Regions from separate parts of the Homo sapiens genome. Here region 1 is linked to region 2. The links are chromatin loops, found by intact Hi-C in ENCODE. Cell type or tissue: heart left ventricle. All regions are shown on one strand. Links, peaks and the distances in the headings refer to the core of each region. The heading gives the core; the rest is flanking DNA.

Evidence for each region. Peaks named below come from ENCODE experiments on the same cell type or tissue, not always from the same donor. Only the 100,000 strongest peaks of a DNase experiment are listed, where the experiment ranks them.
Region 1: it touches region 2 in a loop (2.1-fold over the local background); 37 of 110 quality-filtered maps call a loop at or near these places.

Annotation. Positions count from the first base shown.
Region 1 is chr1:161,323,909-161,327,734 of GRCh38, reverse strand. All of the region lies in intron 2 of SDHC (succinate dehydrogenase complex subunit C), which reads right to left. Among named protein-coding and RNA genes, the nearest start is that of SDHC, 11 kb to the right of the region's middle. In heart left ventricle, for the core only: no CTCF peak of the experiment used is centred there; no DNase peak of the experiment used is centred there.
Region 2 is chr1:161,372,920-161,385,065 of GRCh38, reverse strand. It overlaps the pseudogene RRM2P2. Among named protein-coding and RNA genes, the nearest start is that of CFAP126, 11 kb to the right of the region's middle. In heart left ventricle, for the core only: no CTCF peak of the experiment used is centred there; a DNase peak (open chromatin) is centred at 5,805; H3K4me3 peaks cover 483 bases.

The DNA.
Region 1 (3,826 bases), core at 1,315-3,814, 54 kb after region 2:
AAAAAATTAGCCGGGTGTGTTGGCGCACGACTGTAATCCCACCTACCTAGGAGGGTGAGGCAGGAGAATCACTTGAACCCGGGAGGCAGAGGTTACAGTGAGCCAAGATCACACCATTGCACTCCAGCTTGGGAGACAGAGCAAGACTCCGTCTCAAAAAAATAAATAAAATAAATAAATAAACTCCATCTTAAAACTAGCAAGGCACATTCCTTGCCAGTGACAACCCACGGTTCTAACATGTTTACAGCTAAGGAAGCAGCTTGGTAATACCTGCAAGGACAAACTCCAACAACAGAAAGTCCAGATGTCCCAATACCCATAACAACATATGCTTTCAAAATAATTATAGTTATGCTTTGATGTACTTACACACTAAAATGTCAAGGACAGTTTTCTTTAAATCAATAGAATAATAAATTCTGTCATGCTGTCTGGTCCCCCGCATGTAGGCACAGCTTAGTTTAGTCCTTACATAGACAAGATCCCTATATAAGGAAAACTTAGGCCAGACATGGTGGCTCACGCCTATAATCCCGGCACTTTGGGAGGCTAAGGTGGGCAGACGGCTTGAGCCCAGAAGTTTGAGACCAGCCTGGGCAACATGGCAAAACCCTGTTTCCACAAAAAATGCAAAGAAAATTTAGCCAAGCATGATGGTCCGAGCTTGCAGTCCCAGTTACTCGGGAGGCTGAGGTGGGAGGATCTTCTGAGCCCAGGGAGGTAGAAGCTGCAGTGAGCTGTGATTGCATCATGGCACTCCACCCTGGGCAACAGAGCAACACTCTACATCAAAATATTTTTAACAATTGGCCAGGTGCGGTGGCTCATGCGTGTAATCCCAGCACTTTGGGAGGCTGAGGCAGGCAGATCACAAGGTCAGGAGTTTGAGACTAGCCTGACCAACATTGTAAAACTCCATCTCTATTAAAAATACAAAAATTAGCTAGGCGTGGTGGTGCACACCTGTAATTCCGGCTACTTAGGAGGCTGAGGCAGGATAATCACTTGAACTCAGGACGTGGAGGTTGCAGTGAGCCCAGATCACGCCACTACACTCCAGCCTGGTCGACAGAACGAGACTCTGTCTCAAAAAAAAAGAAAAAAAAAAAATTAAAAATTAAAATAAAATAAAATAAAACCTTAAAGACCTAATATATATATATATATATTTAAAAAAAAAAAGAGAGAGAAAGAGAGAAGAAAAAAAGAAACTCAAAGACAGCATGTTCCCCCACTTGCTTTCTGAGGACACCCTACTATATAATTGAGTAGTTTCTAATAAACTTGCTTCTTTCACTGCACTTTGCTACTCACCTTGAATTCCTTCCTACATGAGATCCAAGAGCCCTCTCTTGGGGTCTGGGTCAAGACCCCTTTTCCGGTAACAGTATGGTGGGCTGGATAAACCCACAGTATTAGGAAAACATGTTCCTCCACTTATCTTATTTTTATACCAACTTTAATTCAGTTAACCTGAATCATCTGATGAGGTCATATCAGACGATAACTCTGCTTTTTTTTTTTTTAATTTGAGATGGGATCTCGCTCTGTGGCCAAACTGGAGTGCAGTGGTGCGATCTCGGCTCACTGCAACCTCCGCCTCCTGGATTCAAGTCATCCTCCTGCCTCAGCCTCCTGAGTAGCTGGGACTACAGGCACATGCCACCGCGCCCAGCTAATTTTTGTATTTTCAGTCAAGATGGGGTTTCAGTACGTTGGTTGGTCAGGATGGTCTTGATCTCTTGGCCTCGTGATCTGCCTGCCTCGGCCTCCCAAAGTGCTGGGATTACAGGCATGGCTACCGTGCCAGGCCGATAACTCTGCTTTCTAAACCCACCCAATACACAGGTCTGGCAATGAAAGCACAACTTCTTGTTGGGTGGCAGGGCAAGTATATTTAAAAAATATTCACATAAATAGATTATGCTTTTCCAGGGCCACAGTTTTATCTCATACATTACCATCTGCTCTCATCTGGCTTTTCAAGATTCCCTTTCAGGTTCTCAAAAATCAAGAACTAGATTCAGCTCGGTACCTCAGTAGTTTCTTGGTTTCCTTTGTCACTGGGCTAGGTTGAAACCAACTATTAAACAGCCATGCTCAGGCTATGCACAATTCTCCATTGCCCCATCCAGGTGATCCTTCTACCTCAGCTTCCCGAGTAGCTGGAACTACAGGTGCACACCACCACACCCAGCTAGTTTTTGTATTTTTTGTAGAGAAGGGGTTTCACCATGTTGCCCAGGCTGGTCTCAAACTCCTGGGCTCAAGCAATCCGCCCACCTCAGCCTCCGAAAGTGCTAGGATTACAGGCATGAGCCACCATGCCCAGCCTACTAAATTGTTGAGGATAGCTGTTTCTTATTTATTTATTTATTTATTTATTTATTGAGACAGGGTATCCCTATGTTGCCCAGGCTGGTCTTGACCTCCTGGGCTCAAGGGATCCTCCTGCCTCAGGTTCCCAAAGTGCTGGAATTACAAGTGTGAGCCACCACATCCAATCTTCTTTTTTTTAAAATAGAGATGAGGGGTCTCACTCTACTGCCCAGGCTGGAGTGCAGTGGCATGATCATAGCTCACCACAACCTTGAACTGCTGGACTCAAGCCATCTTCCTGCCTTAGCCTCCCCATAGCTGGGACTATAGGCACACACCACCACACTCAGCTAATTTTTTATTTTTTAATTTTTTGTAGAGACTGGGTCTCTCTCTGTTGCCCAGGCTGGTCTTGAACTCCTGGCCTCAAGCTATCCTTCTGTGTAGGCCTCCTAAAGTGTTGGGATTACAGGCATGAACCACCATGCCTAGCTGATTATATTTCTATGAAATATATTATTTGGGACAAATGAAAAATCTGAAAATCAACTGTGTATCAGATAAGAGTTCATCAATGTTAAATTTCCTGAATTTGATAATTATGTTTATATAATTATACTGCATTATGTAAAACAATTTCTTTGTTCTTAGAAGAAATATTTAGAAGTAAATGGTCATGATGTTCACAATTTACCCTTAAAGCATTCAGTGAAAATACTAATAATTAAATATGTATTCGGCTGAACTACACTAAATCATTAATATTTTACCAGTTTTGACCTACAAAAATAAAAATTTCATATGGCATAATCTAAAATACAAAAAAGAGTGATAAGCAAACACAATAAAATGTTAACAGTTGGCAAATGTGGGTGAAAGATATGTAGAACTTCATCCTACTATTCGTATAACTTTTCTGAAAGTATAAAATATTTCCAAAATAAAAAGTTTTTAAAAAATAACACAAAGGCAATTGTTGACATCAACAGGCTGAGAATAAATATACACCATGAAAGTCCAGGTGCAATGGCTCATGCCTATAATCCCAGCCGAGGCAGGGGGATCACTTGAGCCCAGGAGTTCAAGACCTGCTTGGGCAAAATGGTGAAACCTCGTCTCTACAAAATATACAAAAAATTAGCCAGGCATGGTGGCACACCACATGCTTGTGGTCCCAGCTACAGGAAGCTGAGGCTACGGCAAGCCCTGATCATACCACTGCATTCTAGCCTGGGCAATAGAGTGAGAGCTTGTCTCAAAAACAAACAAACAACACACATACACACAAACCATAAATAGTCACCACAATTACTTAAGTTTCAGTCAACTGTCTACAACTGCCCACTGTCGTACATATCCATCAAATCTAAGTCAACAATCTATTGCTCTTCCCTAAGGAAAAAAAAATAATCTCCAGGGCCGGGCGCGGTGGCTCAAGCCTGTAATCCCAGCACTTTGGGAGGCCGAGGCGGGCGGATCACAAGGTCAGGAGATCGAGACCGTC
Region 2 (12,146 bases), core at 4,267-6,766:
AGACCAGCCTGACCAACATGGAGAAACCCCGTCTCTACTAAAAATACAAAATTAGCTGGGTGTGGTGGCACATGCCTGTAATCCCAGCTACTAGGGAGGCTGAGGCAGGAGAATCGCTTGAACCTGGGAGGCGGAGGTTGCGGTGAGCCGAGTACTCCAGCCTGGGTAACAAGGCTGCACTCCAGCCTGGGTAACAAGAGCAAAACTCCGTCTCAAAAAAAAGAAAAGAAATTAAACATCTGAGCATTCCCGTAGGAAATAAATTTATTCAATTTGTTTAACCAATCAAATTAGATGAAGGCTAGAGATTTCAGATTTCAGGGTCTGGACTTTTGGGAACAGGCTGGTGTGGGGGTTTGCCAGACTACCTGAGTTTGGTAACTGGTTCTACAACTTACTGTGTGTTCTTGGAGAAGTTACTTAACTTTCCTAAGCTTCAATTTTTTCATATGCAAAATGTGCTATTATTATTCTAGTTTTACATTTGGTTGTTGCAAAAATAAGTTAAACCTTTTTGGTTACATTTTAATTTAATCACTACTATAATGATGATGCGACTACCAACACTGATCTAGATAGACTGTAGTCCAGCTTCTTTTTTTAGTTTTTTAATTTGATCTAGACTTTTTAGGAAATTACTCTGTGCAAGATTTCTGACAAAAGACAAGGGAGAGGGTAAAATTTAGAGTAGTTTGGGAGGTCGAGGCGGGCAGATCACTTGAGGTCAGGAGTTCAAGACCAGCCTGGCCAACATGGTGAAACCCCATCTCTACTAAAATACAAAAATTAGCTGGGCATGGTGGTGCACACCTGTAATCTCAGCTACTCGGGAGGTTGAGGCATGAGAATTGCTTGAACCCAGGAGGCAGAGGTTGCAGTGACCTGAGATCATGGCACTGCACTCCAGCCTGGGCAACAGAGCAAAACTCTGTCTCAAAAAAAAAAAAAAAAAGAGAGACACAAGATCTCATCCTGGCATCAGTCACTGGTATCTCCTTTCATTACTCCTTGGCAGTCCTCAGTAAGTGTCATATTGCTTTTTTTCCCAATTTTTTTTATTGTGGTAACATTATATAACATAAAATTTATCATCCTAACCATTTGTGAGTGTACAGCTCAGTGGTATTAAATACATTCATATTGTTTTGCAACCATCACCGTTATCCATTTCCAGAACTCTTTTCATTTTGCAAAACTGTAATTCTGTACTCATTAAGCAATAACTCCCGATCACCCCTCCCCTCAGCTCCTGGCAGCCACTCTTCTAATTTCTGTTCTATGATTTGGCTACTCAAAGTACCTGATATCAGTGGAATCATACAGCATTTGTCCTTTCATGACTAGCTTATTTCACTGAGCATAATGTCCTCAAGTTTCATCCATGTTCTGGCATGTGTCAGAATTTCCTGCCTTTTCAAGTCTAAATAACATTCCATTATTTTTCACATTACCTTTTGTTACTTTAGGAATCATGGTCTGGGGGCTGGCCTTTAGCAACCAATATGTTTGGGGAGAGAGATATCTTCCTCAATGGCCTATCTTCTTTGTTGATGGATTCCTAGAGAATTATGCTACATTTTGCATCCAGGAAGGGTCACCACACCTAATTAGCCCACTTTTTTCCTCCAGAATTTTAATGTGTCTGAAAATTCACCTCTTAAAGGAGGAAGTGAAGGCAAGAGAAAGAAAGATGTGGGAATTGGCAGAAATAATAATTCTTCAAATGAGTCCCTTCCTAGACAGCATTCTCAAGCTAGGTATGCAAAAGAGCAGGACCACAGAGCTGCATTAAGGAATTAGATTTTATAGGATCAGAAAACAATCTTAGGAAACTGGGCCATTTTTAGTCTTCATTTCTTTTTGTGTTCTTATCAAAAATTGTAAAGGGGGTGGAAGATACATGCTGAGGTGGCAACCAACAAACATTCTCTTCAGAGGGTAAGACCACAGTGCTACAGAGAATGGAGAAAAATGTCATATACTTCCACAAACCAGAGTCAATGTTAGGAAAGATTTCACTCTAACGGCTTCCCTGCTAAGGGAGTTCTTCCATGAGTAGCTTTCACTGTGCAAGATCAGATGAGACCTAGGGTAGCCCAGGACACAAGGATCCTCCCATAATCCCCCAAGGGGCCACTTTCAATGTGGGCTAGTCTCTGCCCGTCCCTGCCAGGAACTGAAGAGGCTGTGCCAGTACCTTTTCCCCTGATCAGTCTCTGGGAAGGCAAAGCTTTTCTGCATCTGCCCTCAGTGGTTAGTGAGACTGTGGGATCGTCCTGAAGGACAGGAGGTCCTGGAGTTCACCCTCATGACATCATATCTGGCTTAGGACCATCACTCTTCATGTCCTGCTCATCGCTGTTCCTCACCATAGTTTCTCCCTAATGCAATGCCTTGTGGGGAGCTATTTCCCTGAGTACACAGTGATATCAGGATGTGAATCACCTTTTTCTGGGCAGAGGTGGTGGAATTTTTTACCATCATGAAGCTGAGGTTCCTTGCCCATTCTGAGTTGAATAACCCAAATCTTGGCTCTTAGAGCTTCTCATATCCCTAATTCCTTATAAAACTTAACTCTGTCCCCAGCTCTTTACTATCCCATTGCTCAGTATCTTCTACCACGTCCTCCTTCTCAAGACTCTGATACCTAAAATATACAATTTTACAGCAGCAGGAGGAAATAGGCAAAGGATATTTTCCTTTGTGGTGCTGGGTGTTGGGGATTAGTTGTAAAACTAGTCTCCACTAGAGGGAGACTTAATCTCAAGAAAGAAAACAATATGATCTGTGTCAAGTTGAGAGGAAGCAGAGGTATTAACTGTTTATATAGCTTTTGTATTATAGCCAACTATCTCTTCTTTAAAAATCTTTTTGTTGTAAAAATGAAGAGAATTTATTTATTTATTTTAGAAATTTTTAAAATTTTGTTTTATAACTATGTAAAATACTTGGGTTTCAAAATAAACGCTATAAAACAAGGCATATTTAAATAAGTTTATCATCTACCTCCACACCTTCCATATCACTCCTTCTCTCTCCCTAAAGGTAATCACTTGATTTTTAGTAGAGATGAGGTCTCATTTATGTTGCCCAGCTAGTCTGGAAGTTCTGACCTCAAGTGATCCTCCTGAAGTGCTGGGATTACAGGCATAAGCACCGCAGCCGGCCATGGTATTTCCTTCTCTATGAAATGTTTGTTTAATCTGTAGCTCAGCTTCCTTTTTCTTTTTCTTTTTTTTTGAGATGGTCTTGCTCTGTCGCCCAGTCTGGAGTGCAGTGGCTCGATCTCAGCTCACTGCAACTTCTGCCTTCTGGGTTCAAGTGATTCTCCTGCCTCAGCTTCCCGAGTAGCTGGGATTACAGGCGCGCGCCACCAAGCCCAGCTAATTTTTGTATTTTTAGTAGAGACGAGGTTTCTCCATGTTGGTCAGGCTGGTCTCAAACTCCTGACTTCAGGTGATCCATCCGCCTCGGCCTCCCAAAGTGCTGGGATTACAGGCGTGAGCCACCGTGCCTGGCCCCTTCTTCTTTTTGTAATGAAAAACAAACAAAAAAGCACACTTGGCCAGGCCCAGCACTTTGGGAGGCCGAGGCGGGCAGATCACGAGGTTAAGAGATCGAGACCATCCTGGCCTACCTGGTGAAACCCCGTCTCTACTAAAAATACAAAAATTAGCTGGGCGTGGTGGTGCGCACCTGTAGTCCCAGCTGCTTGGGACTCTGAGGCAGGAAAATCACTTGAACCCGGAAGACGGAGGTTGCAGTGAGCCAAGATGGAGCCACTGCACTCCAGCCTGGCAACAGAGCGAGACTCCGTCTCAAAAAACAAACAAAAAAACAAAAACACACACACATACACAAAACAACCCTCTTTTACTGAGGAGTATACATACAAACAGACAACCACTAAGAGTCCCTCACACTTTCTTTTTTTTTTTTTTTTTTTTTTTTTTTTTTGAGACTGAGTCTCACTCTGTCACCCAGGCTGGAGGGCAGTGGCGAGATCTCAGCTCACTGCAACCTCTGCCGCCTGCGTTCAAGCGATTCTCCTGCCTCAGGCTCCCGAGTAGCTGGGATTACAGCCGTCTGCCACTGCACCTGGCTAATTTTTGCTGTTTTAGTAGAGACGGGGTTTCACCATCTTGGCCAGGCTGGTCTTGAACTCCTGACCTCGTGATCAGACCGCCTCGGCCTCCCAAAGTGCTGGGATTACAGGTGTGAGCCACCACACCTGGCCCCCTCACATTTTCATGTACTGACAAAACTATTCCATCTTTTTTTTTTTTTTTTTTTTGACAGTGTTTCAGTCTTGTTGCCCAAGCTGGAGTGCAATGACACGATCTTGGCTCACTGCAAACTCCACCTCCCAGGCTCAAGCAATTCTCCTGCCTCAGCCTCCCAAGTAGCTGGGATTACAGGTATATGCCACCATGCCCAGCTACTTTTTGTATTTTTAGTAGAGAAAGGGTTTCCCATGTTGGCCAGGCTGGTCTCGAACTCCTGACCTCAGGTGATCCGCCCATCTCAGCCTCCCAAAGTGCTGGGATTACAGGCATGAAACACCACACCCGGCCTAAAATAAATTTTTAGGACAGATCAGGCTGGCCCCATTTTCTAGCCCAGTTTTTTACAGAGCTATTAGTCTTTTTCTTCCCTATTTTTAGAAGTTTTTCCTGAATCAAATATATTACTCCTTTGTAATGTAATTTATAAATTTCTTTTCCCATTAGTCTTTTTACTTTTTTTTGTTATTATGTAAAATTTATCAATTTGCATCTATGGGGATAATCAAACATTTTTTCCACCTTAGATCAATTAATATGGTGGATTATATTAATAGATTTCCTAATATTATATGTTCTTGCATTTTTGGAATATTATCCAGTTGGTCATGATAAATATTTTTTAACATGCTGTTGGATTCACTTTGCTAATGTTTTATATATATGTATCAATATTAATACAAAAGTGAAATTGATCTATAATGGTTTTTTTTGTTACAGTCTTTGTCACGATTCTAAAATTGAGGTTTGGAAATCAATGTTATACTTACTTTGCAAGATGATTTTGGGGGTTTTCCCTTTTTTGTCATAGTCTAAAATAGTTTTAAAAATTAAAGATTTGTTTTTTAAAGTTTGGTAGAATCATCTGTAAAACGATCTGGGCCTGCTTTGTTTTGTAGGGGAACTCCTTAACTAGTTTCTATGATTATTTTATGTTACTTGGCCGGTTTAAATTTGCTGTCTCTATAGGGGCAAATTTTGTTAAATTGGATTTTCTAAAAAAATCCATTTAATGTAGATTTTAAAATATTTTTACAAGAATATTTTTCAAATTTCTTCTTTTGTGTCACTTTATTTCCAGTTTCATGGATTTGTGCTTTCCTTAGCTAGGAAATTATCAAAATTATTTTTACAAAGAAACAGTTTTGGATTCTTTAATTAATATAATGCTACCATTGTTATTGTTATTGTTGTTGTTTTCAAACCCATTAACTTCTGCCTTTATTTTTACTAATTTCTTATTTTTGTGTCATTCGGTTTACCCTGGGTTTTGTGTATAATATTTTGAGTTGGATTGTTATTTATTTTTACTTATATAGGTATTTAATGCTATAAACCTTTCCCTCATAGCTGTTTTTGCTGTTTCCCATAAATTCTGGGGGTTTTCATTGCTATTTTCAAAAACTTCTCCCGCGCCACCACCATGCTCTCGGTCCGCGTCCGGATCACTTCCATCGCTGACCCACAGCAACAGCAGCTCTTGCTGCTGAAGGTTCTCAGTCTGGCCAACAAGGAGAACACGCCCTCGACCCTGAGCGGAACTCGCATCCTGGCCAGCAAGGCGGCGAGGAGGATCTTCCAGGAACCAGCGGAGCCGAAAACTAAAATAGCTGCTCCTGGCGTGGAGGATGAACCACTGCTGAGAGAAGACCCCGCCACTTTATCATCTTCCCCAACGAGTACCATGATATTTGGCAGATGTATAAGAAGGCGGAGGCTTCCTTAAACCGAGGAGACCGAGGAGAGTGATTTTATATCCCGTGTTCTGGCTTTCTTTGCAGCAAGTGATGGCATAGTAAATGAAAACTTGGTGGAGCGATTTAGCCAAGAAGTTCAGATTACAGAAGCCCGCTGTTTCTATGACTTCCAAATTGCCATGGAAAACACACATTCTGAAATGTATAGTCTCCTTATTGACACTTACATAAAAGATGCCAAAGAAAGGGAATTTCTCTTCAACACCATTGAAACACCTTGTGTCAAGAAGGCAAATTGGGCCTTGAGTTGTATTGGGGACAAAGAGGCTACCTATGGTGAATGTGTTGTAGCCTTTGCTGCAGTGGAAGATATCTTCTTTTTTTTTCTTTTTTTTTTTTTTTTTGAGACGGACTTTCGCTCTTGTTGCCCAGGCTGGAGTGCAATGGCGCGATCTCCGCTCACTGCAACCTCCGCCTCCCGAGTTCAAGCGATTCTCCTGCCTCAGCCTCCCGAGGAGCTGGGATTACAAGAATGCGCCACCACACCCAGCTAGTTTTTGTATTTTTAGTAGAGACTGGGTTTCTCTATGTTGGTCAGGCTAGTCTCAAACTCCTGACCTCAGGTGATCCACCCACCTCAGCCCCCCAAAGTGCTGGGATTACAGGCTTGAGCCGCCGCGTCCGGCCATTAACAGCATCTTTAAAACTGTGTAGCTACCTCACGACCAGGCCTGTTTATTTATAATGCTGGTGGTATCACCTTTTGCCAGCAGGCTGGCTGGCTGTGACTTACCATAGCAGTGACAGCAGCAGTCTTGGCTTTAAAGTGAGGGGTGACTCTCTAGTGAGCTTGGCCCAGCAGGATTAAACATTCACTTAACTAGCACAGGCAGTTGAAAGATGCAGCCTCCCTACTTCAAAGCAGATTTTGTTTACTTAAATATAAAACTGGCACTTTACAAACATTGTTTGTACTATCAAGGTAATAATAGCTTGATTTATTTGGTTTCTACACCAAAGTATTCTGCTGACCACTAATTGGAGCCAATTCAAAATTCACTAAGTAACTAAAGTAAGTTAAACTTGTGTAGACTAAGCATATAATTTCTAAATTTTATTTTCTTGAATGAATTAAAATATTCCTTAATCAACTTTAAAGTCAATCCTGTATATAGCTAGATATTAGTCTGTTGGTGCCAGATAGAAGACAGGTAGTGTTTTTTATCCTGTGGCCTGGGGAGTGTCCTGGGATTCTCTGTCCTATCTGAGTAGAGTGTTGTGGATTAAGGAATCTCTCACGGCAAAGACAGATGAGAAATTTAGGCATGATCTGGGCCTTCATATGTGTGAGAAGCCATATCATTTTATTTCTCACTATATTTTCCCCAACTTCTAGTTGATAAGAAAAAATTATTGAAGAGTTTTTATATGTGGGGACTACAGTGGCATTGTAAAATTTCAAGTCATCCTTAAACAAAATGACCCACCTAAGATCTTGCTCCTGTTAGGTGGTGAAATCAACTGGAGTTGGTTCCTAAAAGTTGTTTATTCTAGTCTTGTTTAAGTAGGTTGTGTGAGTTAATAGTTAATTCATTTACATTTACTATATGGCCCTTTTTTTTTTTTTAATAGAGTCTCGCTCTGTTGCCCAGGCTGGAGTGCAGTTGTGAGATCTTGGCTCACTGCAACCTCTGCGTCCCGGGCTCAAGCCATTCTCCTGCCTCAGCCTTCCGAGTAAGTGGGATTACAGGGCCCACCGTGGTGGTGGGCTAATTTTTGTATTTTTAGTAGAGACGGGGTTTCACCATGTTGGCCAGACTGATCTCGAACTCCTGACCTCAGGTGACCCGCCCCCCTTGGCCTTCCAAAGTGCTGGGATTACATGTATGAGTCACCACGCCCGGCCTACATGTCTTTGAAATTAGAAAATATTTTTTAGGCTGGGTACAGGCTTGAGCCACTGCACCTGGCAAACTAATATTCTTAATAGGGCTAGTTTGAATTAATCTGCCTTTATGTTTGGGAAAAAGAAAGCTGAGACACTACATGAAAGATGATGCAGGATATGTGTTGATCTTTTGGCCCCATTTGTTAATTTTATTATCTATTTGAACATTGTCCTGTTCTATTTTTAGTTTTCCTAATCATTTATTATATAGTCAATTTTAAAATTTCTGTAATATGAGATTTTCTATCTTTTATTGTTACCTAAATAAACCCAGATTATATGGTCCTTACACTTGTGCAACATTAAAATGAATAAAGGCTTTGCCTTGCATTGTCAGAAAAACAAAAACAAACCCCTGCAATTTATTTTGCATTTCCCCCTTGACCCAGGAGTGGTTTAACACGTTCTGAAATTTCCCTTTGGGGAAATGTATGGGAGAGTGAGTGTGAGTGTGTGCAAATAAAATTCCCTTTGGAAGAGGCCTTTTTGTTTTATTGTTTGATTTGTCTAATTGTATTACATTTTGGTCAGATAATACTATTTGAATTATTGTTTCTTCACTTTGGATACACTGAGATTTTCTTTGTAGCTTAGGATGTGAATGTGCCACATTTTTGTGAATGCTTTATGCATTTTTTTCTTTTTTTCTTTTTCTTTTTTTTTTTTTTTTTTGATATGGAGTCTCACTCTGTCGCCCAAGCTGGAGTCCAGTGGCACGATTTCGGCTCACTGCAACCTCTCCTCCTGGGTTCAAGCAATTCTGCCTCAGCCTCCCGAGCAGCTGGGATTACAGGCGCCCACCACCATCTTCAGCTAATTTTGTGTATTTTTAGTAGAGATGGGGTTTCACCATGTTGGCCAGGCTGGTCTCAAACTCCTGACCTCATGATCCACCCGCTTCGGCCTCCCAAAGTGCTGGAATTACAGGCATGAGCCACCACGCCCAGCCCTTTACGCATTTTTTTAAAAAGTTTATTCTCTATTATTAAGGTTCAGAGTTTAATATTATTAAATCTACTTAAATATATTTATTATGTTGTTTAGGTCTTCTGTATCCTAACTTATTGTTCACTTGACCTTTCTAGATCTGAGGGATTTGTTAGTCCTCCTATTATAGTGTGCTTCTATTTCTCCTTGTATAAAATGTCATTATCTTTATAAAAATTGTGGCTAAAATTTCTTTCTCTTTTCTCATTAAAAGTAATGCTTTTTAGTCAGAATTCTACTTTGATGGATAATTACAACTGCAACCCCTGCTTACATTTAGGAATAAATTCTGGTACATCTCTTAGTCATTTATTTAGGCTTCCTGAAACTCTTCTTAGATGTAGCTCTTTTATATAGCACAGTGTTGGACTTTGCTTTGTCAATGTGAAAACTATTTTCTTTTAATAGGTAGGTAAACCCATTCTTTCTCTCTTTCTTTATTTAAACCCTTTCTTTCTTTCTTTTTGATACGGAGTCTCGCTCTGTCGCCCAGGCTGGACTAAAGCGGCACGATCTCGGCTGACTGCAACCTCCGCCTCCCGGATTCAAGTAATTCTCCTGCCTCAGCCTCCCAAGTAGCTGGGACTACAGGCGTGTGCCACCACAGCTGGCTAGTTTTTGTATTTTTAGTAGAGACGGGGTTTCACCATGCTGCCCAGGCTGGTCTTGAACTCCTGACCTCAAGTGATCCGCTGCCTCAGCCTCCCAAAAAGCTGGGATTACAGGCGTGAGCCACCGTGCCCAGCCCCCTAATCTCTCTTTACTGATAGTTGTACTATATTTACAAGATTGCCAAGAAATGTGGAAAAGTTAATGAATACATATTAATGGTTTATTAATATATTTAAATACATGATAAAATAATAGTATCTATTTCCAGACTTCATGGTCAACCTGTATATTGTTAAAGCACATAGCCAAGATATCCTATACTGGTGCCATTATAACCATCATTTATTCTTAGTTATGCAAGTAAACAAACTTAATTCACACCACTAGTGAGAGATACTGATGTCTTTTCAGTCATTTTGGTTGTTTAAAGCTTGTTCTTTGGTCTTTTTGTTTTGTTTTAAGAAATAGTGTTATAGGCCAGGCACAGTGGCTCACGCCTGTAATCCAACGACTTTGGGAGGCCAAGGCAGGTGGATCACCTGACGTCAGGAGTTCCAGACCAGCCTGGCCAACATGGCGAAACCCTGTCTCTACTAAAAATACTAAAATTAGCAGGGCATGCTGGTGTGTGCCTATAATCCCAGCTATGGAGGGGGGCTGAAGCAGGAGGATCACTTGAACCTGGGAGGCGGAGGTTGCAGTGAGCTGAGATGGTGCCACTGCACTCCAGCCTGGGCAACAGAGCAAGATTCTGTCTCAAAAAAAAAAAAAAAAAAAAAGGAATGAAAGAAAAGAAAAAGAAATAGTGTTAAATAGCTCTATGAATGCTGCAGAGAGGGCTACCCCATAGGCAGTGTGTGGGGAGTATACAAAGCTTGTTCTTTGGCTCCTCAGGAAGGGGATCTTATCAAGAATATTATTCTTTTGTGGTATTGTCAGTGGAAAGGAGAGATGTAACAGCAGTCTCCGAGAGAGGGAGCCTTAGTCTCAGGAAAGAAAACTGGATCAGCTATTTTAACTCTATAGAGAAGTTTTGAAACTATAGCTTTTACATTTGTAGCCATGCATCTCTTCAGGGGTCAGAACTACGCCTTCATTTCCTATAAGGAAATCTACAAAAACCAGGGTGTTTGAATAGTTCAAAATTTGGCCAGTAGCTTGGTTGGATGAAATCCTGTTAGCCCAGGAAATGGGGCAAAAGCCAGGTCTCCTATCCAAGACCCATCAACACCTGACCCAGTGAGGTGACATGGAGGGCACCTTGGAGCTACTTAGAAGAAACCTTAGTAGAGAGCTGATGGTATAACTAGAGACAGTGATTCAGGTGGTTACACTGTGTAATAGATGAGATAAATGCCCCATTTTTACTATGAAGGGGTTACTAATAATTTTTTCTGGTTTTAAAAATTGCCATGGGAGGCCGGGCGCGGTGGCTCACGCCTGTAATCCCAGCACTTTGGGAGGCTGAGGTGGGCGGATCAACTGAGGTCAGGCATTCGAGACCAGCCTGACCAACATGGAGAAACCCTGTCTCTACTAAAAATACAAAATTAGCCGGGTGTGGTGGTGCATGCCTAAAATCTCAGCTACTCGGGAGGCTGAGGCAGGAGAATCGCTCGCTTGAACCCGGGAGGCGGAGGTTGCGGTGAGCCGAGATCGCACATTGCACTCCAGCCTGGGCAACAAGAGCGAAACTCCATCTCAAAAAAAAAAAAAAAAAGAAAAGAAAAGAATAAAGGCAGTGAGAAACAGAGATGATAAAGAAGAAACAGAAAATCTTTCTGATCATGTTCTATCTTTGAAATTCTAGTATCCTTTGAAGCCCAAACTATACTTCCTACCTTTGGAATCTGTTAAATACTCCTATTAATTATAATTTCCCCACTTCCCCTTTTTTGTTTAAGGTAACCTGAATGAGTACTTCTTACTTGGCAGTCTTAAGCCAATAATAATGCTAAAATAATTGAGCATTCATTATGCATCTTGCACCCTATTAGCATGTTACATATATTTAATGCTCAAAACTAAGATTATCCCCATTTTACATGTAAGGGTACTGAGACCCAGAAAGATTAACTTGTGTAAGGCCACACATTTAGGCAAAGCCAGAATTTAATCCAGGCAATGTGACTCTAGTACTTATGCTGGTGGTTGCCTTCACGTAGGTCCAATGTACACATCGCCTATAGAGTACAGGTTAAACTTGTACTTCAATAGCAGATAATCTCAGTCCAAATAAAAGATTTCCTAATGGTTTAGTTTCAGTCATCAAAGAATTTAAGTGAATGGAAAAAAGTATCTTAAGGCATACGTAAAGGATGGGGCCTTTAAAGAGCCCTTCCAACTTTGGAAGAAGTAAATCTGGTCCTAGTAAAAGACCATCTGCTGTACCTGAAGTCAACCAGTTCATCTGAAGAAAGGCTAAAATTCAATACACTTTTATTAGAAGCTTAAAATTGCCTGTTACTACTGATATTACAATTTCCTAGTGAAATCTTTTTTTTGTTGAGACGGAGTCTCGCTCTGTCGCCCAGGCTGGAGTGCAGTGGCGCGATCTCGGCTCACTGCCAGCTCCACCTCCCGGGTTCACGCCATTCTCCTGCCTCAGCCTCCCGAGTA